2 separate regions of the Mus musculus genome follow, and region 1 is linked to region 2. The links are chromatin loops, found by intact Hi-C in ENCODE. Cell type or tissue: gastrocnemius. All regions are shown on one strand. Links, peaks and the distances in the headings refer to the core of each region. The heading gives the core; the rest is flanking DNA.

The links. A loop is a pair of places that touch in the nucleus more often than their neighbours do. Peaks named below come from ENCODE experiments on the same cell type or tissue, not always from the same donor. Only the 100,000 strongest peaks of a DNase experiment are listed, where the experiment ranks them.
Region 1: it touches region 2 in a loop (7-fold over the local background); 22 of 42 quality-filtered maps call a loop at or near these places.

Annotation. Positions count from the first base shown.
Region 1 is chr3:14,676,568-14,683,118 of GRCm38, forward strand. No RefSeq gene overlaps it. Among named protein-coding and RNA genes, the nearest start is that of Car13, 38 kb to the left of the region's middle. In gastrocnemius, for the core only: a CTCF peak has its summit at 2,811 (motif pointing right); DNase peaks (open chromatin) are centred at 2,860 and 3,135.
Region 2 is chr3:14,866,430-14,872,980 of GRCm38, forward strand. Car3 (carbonic anhydrase 3) reads left to right here. Exons shown (of 7, transcript NM_007606.3): 3 at 374-492; 4 at 1,920-2,012; 5 at 2,806-2,868; 6 at 3,613-3,768; 7 at 5,113-5,952. The coding sequence ends at 5,232. Among named protein-coding and RNA genes, the nearest start is that of Gm41999, 5.6 kb to the left of the region's middle. In gastrocnemius, for the core only: CTCF peaks have their summits at 2,302, 3,560 (motif pointing right) and 5,195; DNase peaks (open chromatin) are centred at 3,569 and 5,157; H3K4me3 peaks cover 1,943 bases; H3K27ac peaks cover 2,871 bases.

The sequences.
Region 1 (6,551 bases), core at 842-4,841, 190 kb before region 2:
AAACCAAGCTAAAACAAAAGAAAACAACAACAAAACAACCTCACTGGTGTGCTGTCTGGATTTCTGGATTCCAGTTCATTCTAGATGTAATCAAGTTGACAACTAAGAATAGCCATCACAGAGGGAATAAAGAGTTAATAAAAAGTCTCAATGCAGGCAGATTCATCAGTTTCCTCTTCTGTTTCAATGAAAGTTTTCTTCTAGGAAATCATGCGTCTGATTCAGGTGGGTGCACTCCGTTCTCAGTCAGGCAGAATAGAGAGGAGAAGCCCCCACTTAGAAAATCACCAGCCAGAGTAGTTACAGCCTGGGACTATGTAGGTTGTCACTCGGGCATCCTGAGGCCCAGCTTTCTTCTCCACCCCCACCCCATTAGATTGCCCTTCTATTTGGTACAAGGTAGATGCTTTTAATGTTCTTGGCAGAAATCAAACTATGTGGGCTCCTTCCTCATAATGAGAGGCCCTGACAATGCGTTGTCATTATGCAGAACGTATAGATAGAACTGTTTGCTGACTAGCCACAGAATATGAGATGTGAGCCGTGGGCGTTTCTTTTTCGTGCAGCTACCCTACCAGTGGTGAGGGAAAGGAAGCACATCTCTTCTTCACTGTGAAGATCCACTTCATGTGTTTATCTTACTGAATGACGCGTAATGAAGACCATTACCCAAACATTTTAGACGAATTCAACAAGCTTTATTTTCTGTCAGGTAGGAGGACTCTCTTCCTAAAGTGGGGTTTGAAAAAAATATCGAACATGGAAGAAAGAGTGGTTTATATATCTCAAAAAAACCCCTGCTAACTAGGGGTTCCAACGGTTGGAAGATTTTTCAGAGGAATTATACTTACATAGGATCTTGGCAGAACATCTCAAAATTATTTGGCAGAACACTTTATCTTCTCAGGGTGGGTGTAGGTCAATTCTCAGGCAGGTGTGGATTTAAGTTGAATTCCAGAAAGGTTCAAGTTATGATCTAGTCAAATGCTGAGACATAGAAATTAAAATTTTATGGAAAATAAAAGCGAACTTATTTTGACCTTGTAACAACAAGATGGCTACTGATATTAAGATGGAGTCAGGCTGGTTCACCCACCGTATGCCACATGCCCACCTGAACAAACTGCTCCTTGTCATGTACACTGCCAGAAAAGTTCCCTTGGTAAAATTCAGAGAGATTGAAACATTAAGAGGATATGCTTCATTTAATTCTTCCTAAGGGAAAAAAATCTTGGAGATAGCGATTTCAATATGCTAAAATTGCGTATGTTCCATTTTTTTAAAAGTAGATGACACCATTTTATTTATTTTTAAATCTCTTTTTCTTGAAGTTTGGGCTCATGTCCATTTACCTGTGGATGGCTCCCAGGGATCTTTGATAATGTGTCTAGACAGATTTCTCAGTGGTACTCACTGCCCATCCCCCTACCCAGATCCTCTCTGGAAATGGTGGCTCTCCCTGCAAACTCTCCTCAACAAGGGTGGCATTAGCTACTCAGGTCTCACAGTCTTCTGCCCATTTTCTGTCAAAACTATATAGATGTCCTTAGCAAGCTGCCTTAACATCTGCACAGCTGGTCCTGCCCCATCGCTGCTGTACACTTAATGTATAGCAGCCGGTGGGATTGTTACCCAGCAGGTCAAAGGTCTTCACACTGAGGAGCACCACTCAGATTCCCTGACCCAGAAAGTCTAGATGTGTCCTAGGGAATTCCTCATGATTTGAGCACTGCTGTTCTACCCACTCCCTTCCCCAAACCCCACCCTCTGTGCTGACTCATCAACACATCTTGCTTTTAGAACATTCTTTTTCATATTCCCTTGGAGTATTTTTCTCCACACAATTCATCTGGGTCGTTTTCTCATTCTTTTTAATGTTGCTTCCTCAAACTGACTTTCTGGAACCCTGCTCCTGAAGATGTGTTCCTGTTTGTTTCTTTTTGTTTTTCTTACCCCAGTTTCTTACTTTTTTCACAGTACAGTAAAATTAACAGCATAATTCAAGTATTTCTGCCTCCCTCCTCCCACCTCTCCCAGTCTCCACGCCTCTCTTCCCCTTCTCCCCCCTCCCTCTTTTCTTTGTCTCTCTTAAGGACAGTAGTTTTATTTTGTTAAATAGTGTTCTAGCATGACAGAACATGGTAAATACCAACAGATGATTATTTCGCAAGTAGTTTTTCATGGACATTAGAAAGAGTATATGGATTGCAGTGTAATTGAATTTCTGTTAGTTTTATGCTTCTATAGATGACTATGCATAGACTGAAAAATGTGCCTTCTTGTTTGTTCGGAGCTTGTTGTGTAGAGTAGGTTGGCATTGAACTCTTCAATGATTCTCCTTACCTCTACCAGCTGAGTGCTGGGACTGCCACAGTGTGCAACTCACTATTTGTTTGTTTGTTTAAGCTAGCTTTACTAATACATTATGTGCAAAGCTTTCTTCAACCACCCCTCAAAAGACACTACAGCTTTGGGGTGTTATTGCATGAGTGGACATGGACATGTAAAATACATAAGTTTACAAACTCTTTCAGTGTTGTTTCATACTTTGAACTGCTGTGGCCATTTTGATAACATAAGGAACACATTTAGTTCCTCACACCATACCTGTTAAAACAGCATTGTGGTGAGAGACATGTTCCAGAAGAGACCCCAGGAGAGTGTGAGCGGGCGCGAAAGTAACTCTTGCAGAAAATGAGAACGCGAAGGAAAAGTGATTCTAGCCTAGCAGCGGGTAAGGAAACGTTAACAGGGGAAAAGAAAATCCAGGGAAGTTCTTCTAAAAACCTCCATGTTTCATCCTCTTTGTAACCAGGAGGTGGCACTGCTGGCGTATAAAACTGATACTCTCTGAGGATGCAGACCAGGTAAGTATGTGGAAAAGTAGAGAGGGCAGCTTAAAACCACCACTTTGCTCACTCTGGTCAGCGCAGATTCCCAGCTCCTTCCAGACAGCATTTCCTCTTTATTGCTAAGACCCGCAGGGACTGTTTCATTGATGCTTATTAGTAACTCAAGCACACTTAGTGTCTTGTAGTTTCTTTGCTCTCATCTGTCTCCCTCCTCCCCTTGCCTCCATGTGTATCTCCTGGCCATCCTCCTCAGGGAGCAGCAGCCTGCCACCTGTTCTGGTACCACACACTCCTCTGGGTGCCACACAGATCCCGCGGGACCCTGCTTCTGCAGCTGCCAGGGAGGAGAGAGGTTGGGGGAAAGTTCATTAACAGTAAACAGCCTGCGCGGCCTCCCCTGGGGTGGGAGTGGGGGATGGGGGAGAGTTTCATAAGGGGAGTGGTCTCAGGTGCAAACCGCTGGATTTAAGTCCTGCTATCAATGCTAGGAGAGGGGCTTCACCTGCACCCCTCTACATAATTCTTTCCCAAGTTTTCGGCAAATAGAACCCTATGCGTGAGTACTGGGTTAACCGAGGGCCTGAAAGCAATTACGCAGGTGAATGCCAAAGGCTCATTTATTACAGGCTTCTTTTCCACAGCCCATCGCCAAGCCCAGCTCCGCTTTTCTGCTGCTAAAGAGGAAGACCTTGTGGTCGGAGCTCCAAGTAGTCTGCTATCTGGTTCAGCTTCACGGTTCCCCTCGTGTCCCATTCACATAACCACCCACCCACCCACCCACCCACCCACACAGTTCTACTCCTTAAAAGACATTTTTGGAATTAAAGAAAACAGACATACAAAATTTCTGGGACTTTGGTTATAATTTTGAAGCTCAGAGGCCCAGGAACTCCGTTTTTTTCAAATAAATGTCTTTCTTGTGTTTTGAGGGCCTCGGTTAACTCAGCCATAACCGAGATATCCAAGCCAGCCTATGAGCACTATTGATGGAATATCTGAAAACCTCTTTTTAAATGTATTTACTTATGATGATGACGATGACGACGACGTCAACGACGACGATGACGTCGACGACGACAATGTGTAGGGGTATTTTGCCTGCATGTATGTCTGTGTACCACTTGTGTGCCTGGTGCCCTCGGAAAGCAGAAGAGGGTGTTGTAAAAGGAGTTACAGAAGGTTGCGAGGAGCCACCATGTGAGTGCTGGGGACGGAACCAAAACCTCTGGGAAAGCAGACAATGCTCTTAACCACTGAGCTCCATCTGACTGAGTACTTTTAAAGTTGAGGTTAACAGTAGTGGCCATGACAGAAGGGTGATGAGTAAGGTAAAATAGCTGGCGAATGCCACCACGTTTCTTACCATCATCGGCTCTCACTCTCTAGTCATAAAAGTGGAATATCATCTTGCAGAAGGCATTGTTCTTTTTTTTTAAATTGGATTTTTAAATTATGTACATTTCAAATGTTATCTCCTTTCCTGATTCCCCCCCACAGGAAAAAAAAAAACCCTCCCTATCCCATTCCCCCTCCTTCTGCTTCTATGAGGGTATGCCTCCCCCACTTCCGCTTCTCCGCCCTCACATTCCCCTACATAGATGTATCGAGCCTTCACGGGACCAAGGGTCTCTCCTCCAATTGATGTCCATCCTCTGATACATATGCAGCTGGAGTCATGGGTCCATCCATGAGTACTCTTCGGATGGTGGCTCTGGGAGCTCTGGTTGGTTGATATTGTTCTTCCTGTGGGGTTGCAAACCCCTTCAGCTCAGAAGGCATTGCTCTTAAAGTAATCACAGTTGACTTATAGACAATTCTGCTAGCTCTGCCCAACATCATTAAACACAGCCATGTGTAAGCTAGGTGCAGCAGCCCATAGAGGACTGTTACCCCAGCCTCTCCTCTTTCTCCTCCTCCCCACACTCCTCCTTTTCCCACTCCTCCTCTCCTCTCCTCTTCTCTTCCTCCTCTTCTCCATCTCCTTCTTCACTCTCACTCTGTGTTCCTACAGGCTCCTGGCTGGTCTCTCTTCCTCTCTCTTCCTGTCCTTCTCTGTCTACCTCTATTTCAGGTCTCTGTTCCCTCCCTCACAATAATTCTTCTTTATGACAGGTCTGTCACATGTCATGATTCCTTAGGGGGACATCTCAGCATGATTCTGCCAGGTATTCCCTTACTCCTGCCACATTGTATTGCTTTATATTTCATATGATTACCACAGTGCTTGAGATGCCTAATAAACATGACCTAATAAACATGACCTGTGCGCATGCTGCCAATCAAGGAGATGCAAGAACCTGGGGCCTGATTCCTGTTAGATTCTGACACTAGGTGACACTACTGACATTGTCAACAGATCGTACCATCCTGAGAAGGTAGGTGGGTCAGATATTAATCTCTTAAGACTGTAAGTATGAGAGCATGCCTTGAGAGACAAATTAACAGTACATCAGTGCTATAAAATCTTCAAGGCTTTAATCAAGACATTTAGATAGCAGTTGGGCCAGCATGGTTTACTGATTTGACTCATTGAAGTTGATAGTAAAGGAGATACTGTATTTAAGAAGCCTCTGCTTCTAGTGGAGATAGGAAACAAGGGACTCTGCCTCAAAAGTCAGAGCAGAAAGGGGAGATGGCAGGAGGGTATCTGCAGAACTAGGAACCGGAGAAATAAAAACAGGTCAAAATGGATCGCCCTACTGCTCATACTGTATTTATGTCAGGTGACATAGAAATAAGCATTTTCCCCTTCTCATCAAATTTTAAGTTTACATATAGTTTTATAAACTTGCATATAACTTTACATATATTTCAAGTTTTATTTAAATCCCATATCTAATTTGAATGTGACTAGAGCACGTGGCTACAACAGAAATGCAGTGTACATTCAGGAGGAATGGAGCCTTTGAGAATCACATTAGAGGTGTTAGAGGGGGCATAACTGCCTTTTAGCAAGTATTAAGAGAGGGATAGGGCCCCAGGAGAAGGCCTGTCTGCCTTGTTGTTTGCAGTGAATGCATCTGATTGGGAGGGCTCTGATCAGGAGCTGCACTCTCTGCATTTTCACAATTTAATGTAAAGGAGAAACTGTTAAGAAAAAGTAAAGAGATGGTCCATTGGCTAAGTATCATCCTGTCTCTTTAGTTTGCATACGATACCTGCTAGCATTTTGTCTAAGCTCCACCCCACAGTTACCTGGCTCTTGCTTTCTTGCTCTGTTCTCTAGCCCTTCCCCCACCCTCATTCTCTCCCCCTCCTCCCTATACCCCCCAACCACACGTGCTCATGGCTGGCCTCTACTCTTCTATTTCTCTACATTCTCTGTCTCTACTACCCTCTTAACTCCCCTCCCCATGCCCTGAATAAACTGTTCTATACAATACCTTTGTGTGGCTGGTCCCTCAGGGAGAAGAGATGCATCGGCATGGGCCTTCAGAGGCACCCTCCTTCCCCCATAGCTGACTACACATCCAACAAAACATATCCCTTCTTTCTTTATCTTTTATAAAACACAGCAGTACCTCAAGAGGTTTTACAACTGAGTGTATGGATTTGCAGATTACAAATGGAAATCTAAGTCCATGCGGCACCGTTCAAAACACAGTGACCTGAAGCATGGGTGCCACATGGAACCCCACTTTACAATGACAGTGCCAAGGAAGGCCAGGGTAACTGCCTGACAAAGCAGCCATCATGTTC
Region 2 (6,551 bases), core at 1,616-5,615:
TGAGATCACACAACAATGAGAGTGTGACCTCAGAACAGTACCTAAGTCCTGTCAAATGTGTGGCTCTTCCCAACAGTTCTGTACTGCTGATCTGTTCTCAGGGCCCTCATAGTACCTCTGCTGCTTTAATTTGTTTTCTAGAGTGTTAAGATGACAAGGCATGCAAGCAAAATTAAGAGAAAAGAAAATTCTTACCTTGATATATTCCGACTTCAAGTTACAAGCACGGTGGGAGTGACTCCATATTCCCAGATGGTGACATCTTTTATCCACAGAGTCATGTTTCAAGACTTGTTTCGTTAATGCTTGTTTCAGACAGAGCTCTGCAGAGGCAAACTGAATCCACCAGTTGACCTTGTTGTTTTACTCGCAGTGCTGAGGGGTGGTCCTCTCTCTGGACCCTACCGACTTCGCCAATTCCATCTTCACTGGGGCTCCTCTGATGACCACGGCTCTGAGCACACCGTGGACGGAGTAAAATACGCTGCTGAGGTAGGAGGACCTGCCCCATTCACTCTAGGTCTCTAACAGTCACCATGGGAAAGTTAGGAACACAAACCTTTCTGCTTCAGCCTCTCACTGAAGATGTTTTAGCTTTAACATATAGTGAAGCCATCAAATATGCTAGGTCAGAGAGAAGTGGGCAAGTGGGTTAGCATCCTCCGGGAGTATTCCCCAGGTTACACTGAGAAATGGACCATAGACTTGAATAGAACCAGAACAATAAGGAAGCAAATTCATGTGAAGCACCCATAGGCATTAGCTCCTTTGATCCCCGCTACAACCTTATGTACAATGTTACAAATTGTTACAAATTATTGTTACAATGTTACAAATTATGTACAATGTTACAAATTGGCAATAAGGAAGCAAATTCATGTGAAGCACCAGTACGCATTAGCTCCTTTGATTCCCGCTACAACCTTATGTACAATGTTACAAATTGGCAGCTGACACCCTTGAGGGTTACATAACAGAGGCACAGTGGCTGGGCCTGGGGTTCTTTGTACAAACTAGCTTCAGATACCACTCTTATGAGTATATGCAGTGCTTCAAAAACAGCTTCCTGTAATTACAAACCTCCTTTCTGCTTGCTTAAGGAAGTATGCTTATACACGTATGCATCTCATTTAAGGCAATGATTTGCAAATGGAATAAGATAGGTCTCCTCTGTTTTCATTAGGAAGCCAGGTCTATATAGCATTGACAAGAAGTGAACAAAATTTCTTTTTTTCTGCTTTGGTCTTTTCCAAGGCAGATGGTGATTAGCATTGGGGTGGGACAGAAATGTGGCTGTGGCAACACACTGTATCTGATCCCTCGGGCATCCCTGGCCACTTAGCTGGTGGCTAAGTAAACTCAAAGAAACTCCAAGTGCTGACCAGGCCTGGCCATGCACATTTAGAAGGGTATAGCCATTCCTCTACAGCCAATCTAGAGAGAAGAAAGCAATAGAGTATTAGGAACATCTTTCTGCTAGAGTTTTCCTCCACCACTAGAGAAAGTCCAGGCTAATTTTTTTCAAATGTAGAAAAGGCTTTGAGTGCGATGTTTGTGTCTGGAATTATCACACATTTTTTGAACTTGAATATAACATTTTAGCAGCTATGAACTATTTCTTGCTATTTTAAGTAACTCACTATGGACAACTTGATTGTTAAAGCTGTGCTCACATCCTAAATTAAGATAAGCCAGACACTGGAGCTCTGTCTAAGCAGGGACAGGAGCTTCCATACAATTTTTATCTGAACTATTGAAATGTCACCAAGTATTGCTTATTAATATTTAGAATTTCACCAACTTCCATGAAGATGTTCAGTAACAACCGTGAGACTGCACACCTTTGGGTCTCTTGTGGATAATAGTGCCCATTTCCATATCAAAGGATTTATCTCACAACCTGTGTTTGGTGGTTGCAGCTTCACCTGGTTCACTGGAATCCAAAGTATAACACCTTTGGAGAGGCTCTGAAGCAGCCTGATGGCATCGCTGTGGTTGGCATTTTCCTGAAGGTGAAGTAGATACTGACACTCATTTTTTCTTGTTCAGGATGTAGTCCCTTTCTAATGTTTAGGAGACCACGTGTTCCATCCTTTCTTTTGTTTGAGGCATGTGTGAGGGTGGAGACGCAAAGCTTCCAAAGGCAAGAGCAAAGGCTGACGGTGTTCATTTTCCTTCTCCAATACTCTATTTCCATCACAGTGGAAACCAGAAAGCCAGTGCTGGGAATGTCTGTGATGCCAGGCGCCTGGCTAGACCTCTCCTTGGCTTAGGGAGGCCGCCACCCACAGGATCTCAGACTAGGGTGGCAGAAGCAATGTGTGTGTTGTTCAGCCAACCTTGGTTTAAAGTGGATTTAGTGTCATTAACACGTGAACTTCATGGTAACCCAATCTGAATTTTAAGCCTGCAGTGAAAATCCGACTTTTTTCATTCCAAGTGACCTAGTTTGTTCTAGGTTCTGAATTCACTGACTGTGAGAAAAAAAGACAGTGGGTGTGGGTGTGGCTGTGGATACCAAGTGTGCTCTGGCTTTTACTCTTTTAAAGAATGGGATGACTTTGCAGAGGGCCAAGGAACAACATGTAATTTTGTGGTTTTGCACTTCAGAGAGCTGAAATCCAAATTTAGATCAGAAAATATATACTCTACAATCTTTCAGGGTAAATAAACTTATATTTGGCTTAACCTGAGAATATGGAAGACATAAATACTGATTACATGTGGATGGGTCAAATCAGTTTTAAGAAGATCTTCAATTATGGCAGAGGGGAAAATATCTCATTTGATGTCATTTTCTTACAGATAGGACGGGAGAAAGGCGAGTTCCAGATTCTTCTTGATGCCCTGGACAAAATTAAGACGAAGGTAAGGGTGAACCATTTTCCCTCTACAAACCTAAGACAATATCAATTGTCACTGTCTGATTGATACCCTACGTTACATACAAAAGTAAATTTGTTAGTGCTGAGACCTTAGAGCACTGTCACAGCTGTTATTTCAATTGTTAGTCAGCCTGTCAGATCAGTACTTTCCCTAGGAAGAAAGTGGAGGTCCCAGGGTCTGCTTGCCTCTCTCCTACCACGGTGGGCACAGGATTGCCGAGGCTCTTCAGGCCAGGCACAGTCACTCTCTCGATCCTGGTACTGTCCTTTCCTGGTAGCCCCATATATTTTAAATATTAACAGTAAACTCTTGTAACTAATAGACACATTTTAGTTGTCTTTGATGTTGTTCTAGGGAGCTGCTTTTAGGTGTAATACTAGAAGTAAGTATTCTAAGCATGGCATGTACTAAAGTGAAAGTCGTCACATCAAACTTCCAAGAAGTAATTCTACTCCAGTCTGAGTCTCCTCTGGGAGAAAGGGCAGACTCTCAGTCCCACCCATCGTGTAAACAAGGCATAACATATTGCCCTGACTATGACAGATAAAGTTTGAACACCAAGCAGATTCCTTTTCATCTGTGATTGACTAGTGAAGGGCCCGAACCTATTCAAATGTCTGCTTTCCCTTTCGCTATTGAAATCACTTCTCCTGAAAGAATAGATGAGGCCTCTAGGGGGCGCTTGGCGCACGTGCCAGCTTAGAGAGCCTGCTTGGTGTCTTCCAGGGCAAGGAGGCCCCTTTTACACACTTTGACCCATCATGCCTGTTCCCTGCTTGCCGGGACTATTGGACCTATCACGGCTCCTTCACCACGCCGCCCTGCGAGGAGTGCATTGTGTGGCTGCTGCTCAAAGAGCCCATGACTGTGAGCTCAGACCAGGTGAGCCCAACTTGCGTGTTAACTGGGGACTGCAGACCGCAAAAGCTGAAATAGATGTTGAGAGCTAGACTGGTGGCGTGGTCCTCAGATGTCTCACAGTCCGGCCTGTAGAAATACACTCAGCTTGTTCAGTTCGGTTCAAGGATGCTTCCTAAGGGTAGTCGGACAACGCAATCCCTTAAGAGCCGGTGGGACCCTGAACCCATGAACTTCCTTCATTAGTATGAGTGAAGACTGGCTAGGAGATGGGGTAGCAAATTCAGGCCTGAGGAGGAGAAAGGTGCAGAAATGACTTAGCAAGACACCTTTTGCGGGATGTTGCGTTTCTCTAGATTTTTTTCCAAAAAAAAAGAGCTTGAGGCTCAGAAACAAAACTTATTTCTCCACAAGGGCAACCAAGTACAAAGTTCTCATCCCAGGCCCAGCCTGTCTACTTCCAAGAGTTCCTAACTTGTCCCTTCACCCCTATCTTACTTCCATTTATCTAAAGAATGTGCTGACAATACTTACAAGACACGACTTCCAGGAAAGCTAAATGGGTGTGGACATGGAGAACATGGTTAAAGTGAACCCCACAGGGCTCACAGCCTGGAATAGGATGTCTCACAGTAAAATCAGTTTGCCAGCCTGACTTAAGAAAGCAGCTTGTGTGTTTCTTCCAGGGTGGACCTAAGAATAAACCAACATTAAAAAAGAAAAAGAAAATCAAGATTCACCTTTAACAATCTTGTTAATTGGTATAAAGATTTTAAAGGTCGAATGACAATTTTTAATTTTAAAGGGGGAAGAAAGCTAAAAGAAAATTTAGTAGTGGAGCATAATATATTTTAACATTGACAGTCTACCTCTGATGTTCAGAAGGCAGCTTGTGGCCTTGTGGGTTCTGGGTGTAGAACTCAGGTTGTCAGACTTGGCCATAGCACCTTTACACACTGAACCACCTCAACTACCAAGACATGATATTTTTTATGAGAATTCCTCATTTTCTGATCCCTTAAGAAAAAGAATAGTACACAGTTTAACATATACCCCGTTTTAAATTTCTTTCTAGTCCTTTAAAATGTAATTCCATAAACACTTGACTTGATTACACTGTGGGAGCCTTTTGAAGTTTTTCTTACGTTCAGGCATATGATACATCCCCATCCCCTCTATGTATATAAAGTTCATGCTGAACCCTGGTGTGGAAGGTGTAATTCTGAGAGCAGGGAATTCTGGATGTAAGAAACGGTCTATGTTATGAGCTGGGGCTTACAAACTCAGGACCTATCCCTGGAGCCTGGCTGTGGTTTGTCTGGCCAGTTAGAAAGCCTGTGGTTTCTAACAGTCTGCTTCCTCTTGCAGATGGCCAAGCTGCGCAGCCTCTTCTCCAGCGCAGAGAATGAGCCCCCGGTGCCTCTGGTGGGGAATTGGCGCCCTCCTCAGCCTGTCAAGGGCAGGGTGGTGAGGGCCTCCTTCAAGTAAGGCTCTGAGCTTGCCCTCTTCGGGCAAGAAACTCTGCCCCTGAAGAGCCTGCTTGTCTCCTCCTGGTGCTCCCTACTCCAAGCTGTCCGACAACACCTAGAGGAAGAGGAGAAGCAGTCACATGCAACCGCAGTGCCTTTTGACATGATCTCACCCAGAAGCATGAATTTCACACCTAACATTCTTAATAACCACCTGTTCTAAAAAAAAATAATAATAATTAGTATTTCTAGTATGAATTCAGTGAGGAAGAAATAGATGGAAAAATAGCGATAGAGAACAGTGGCTCACTGAGCATATTAGACTCAGAATCTCAGCACTCCTACTTTCAGGCTGAGTTACAAATACTACAGAAGTGATGGGCCCATGCTATGTATCCGGGTATGGAGGAGTATGCGGACCTTACCACACTTAAGTGAAAACACACGTTAACATCATTGTAGATCTCAAAAACTGAATTCATAATGTGTTTTACTTCAAATAATACCAGCGATAATCCATCACTCGTTAAAAATTTGCCTACTACCAAGTTTGCCTGGTTTTAGTCACCTATAAAACACACCCATGAAGCCAGGTGTTTTAAAATGTTTGATCCAGCATTTAAATTTCTTCTTCATAAAGATGGTTTTCTTTGCCCAAAGTAGAGCCATTTATTTTTTATTTCACTACTTTAATCTTTGCATGCCTATTAAAAACAAAAACAAACAAACAAAAAAAAAACAAAAACAGCAACAACAAAAAAAACTGTGTCAGGTGTCTTTTGAGTTGGAGGCTGGGATGTCTGGTTCCTGGAACAGGAAGGAGGGAATGTCAACACTGAAGCCAAGAGCTTGCATTGATCACAGAAACAATAAAAGACAGATGGCAAATGAAAAGAATGTGTGTCTTTTCCTTAAACTGAAAATTCAGGGTAAGTCACTTGTTTTAAGGTAACATATGAAGTGACAAGCTTCACTATGGCAGTGTCATTCGTGTTAGTGATTATGCTTAGTTATAACTCAGCCCTCCATCACTGCCCTCTCCAGGTGACAGCTTCCCACAAAGTCCCCTCCTCTGCTTTAATAGGAATTCCATTGGCCTTCTTCTTTAAGATCTCTTTCTCCCCTTCATGATCCCTTTTCTAGTTTCACGACTACACACATATGTCTACACACATATAATTTTAATTCTGATTTATATGAATGAAAGGAGATATTCAGTATTTATCTTTCTGAGGGCAAGGCAATCGGTAAGGGAGTCAGACCAAGCTGCCAACCTGGGCAGTGGGTGTTGGCCCATCTCATCATGTGAGTGCTCCCAAAGCATTAAGTCAAAGTTGA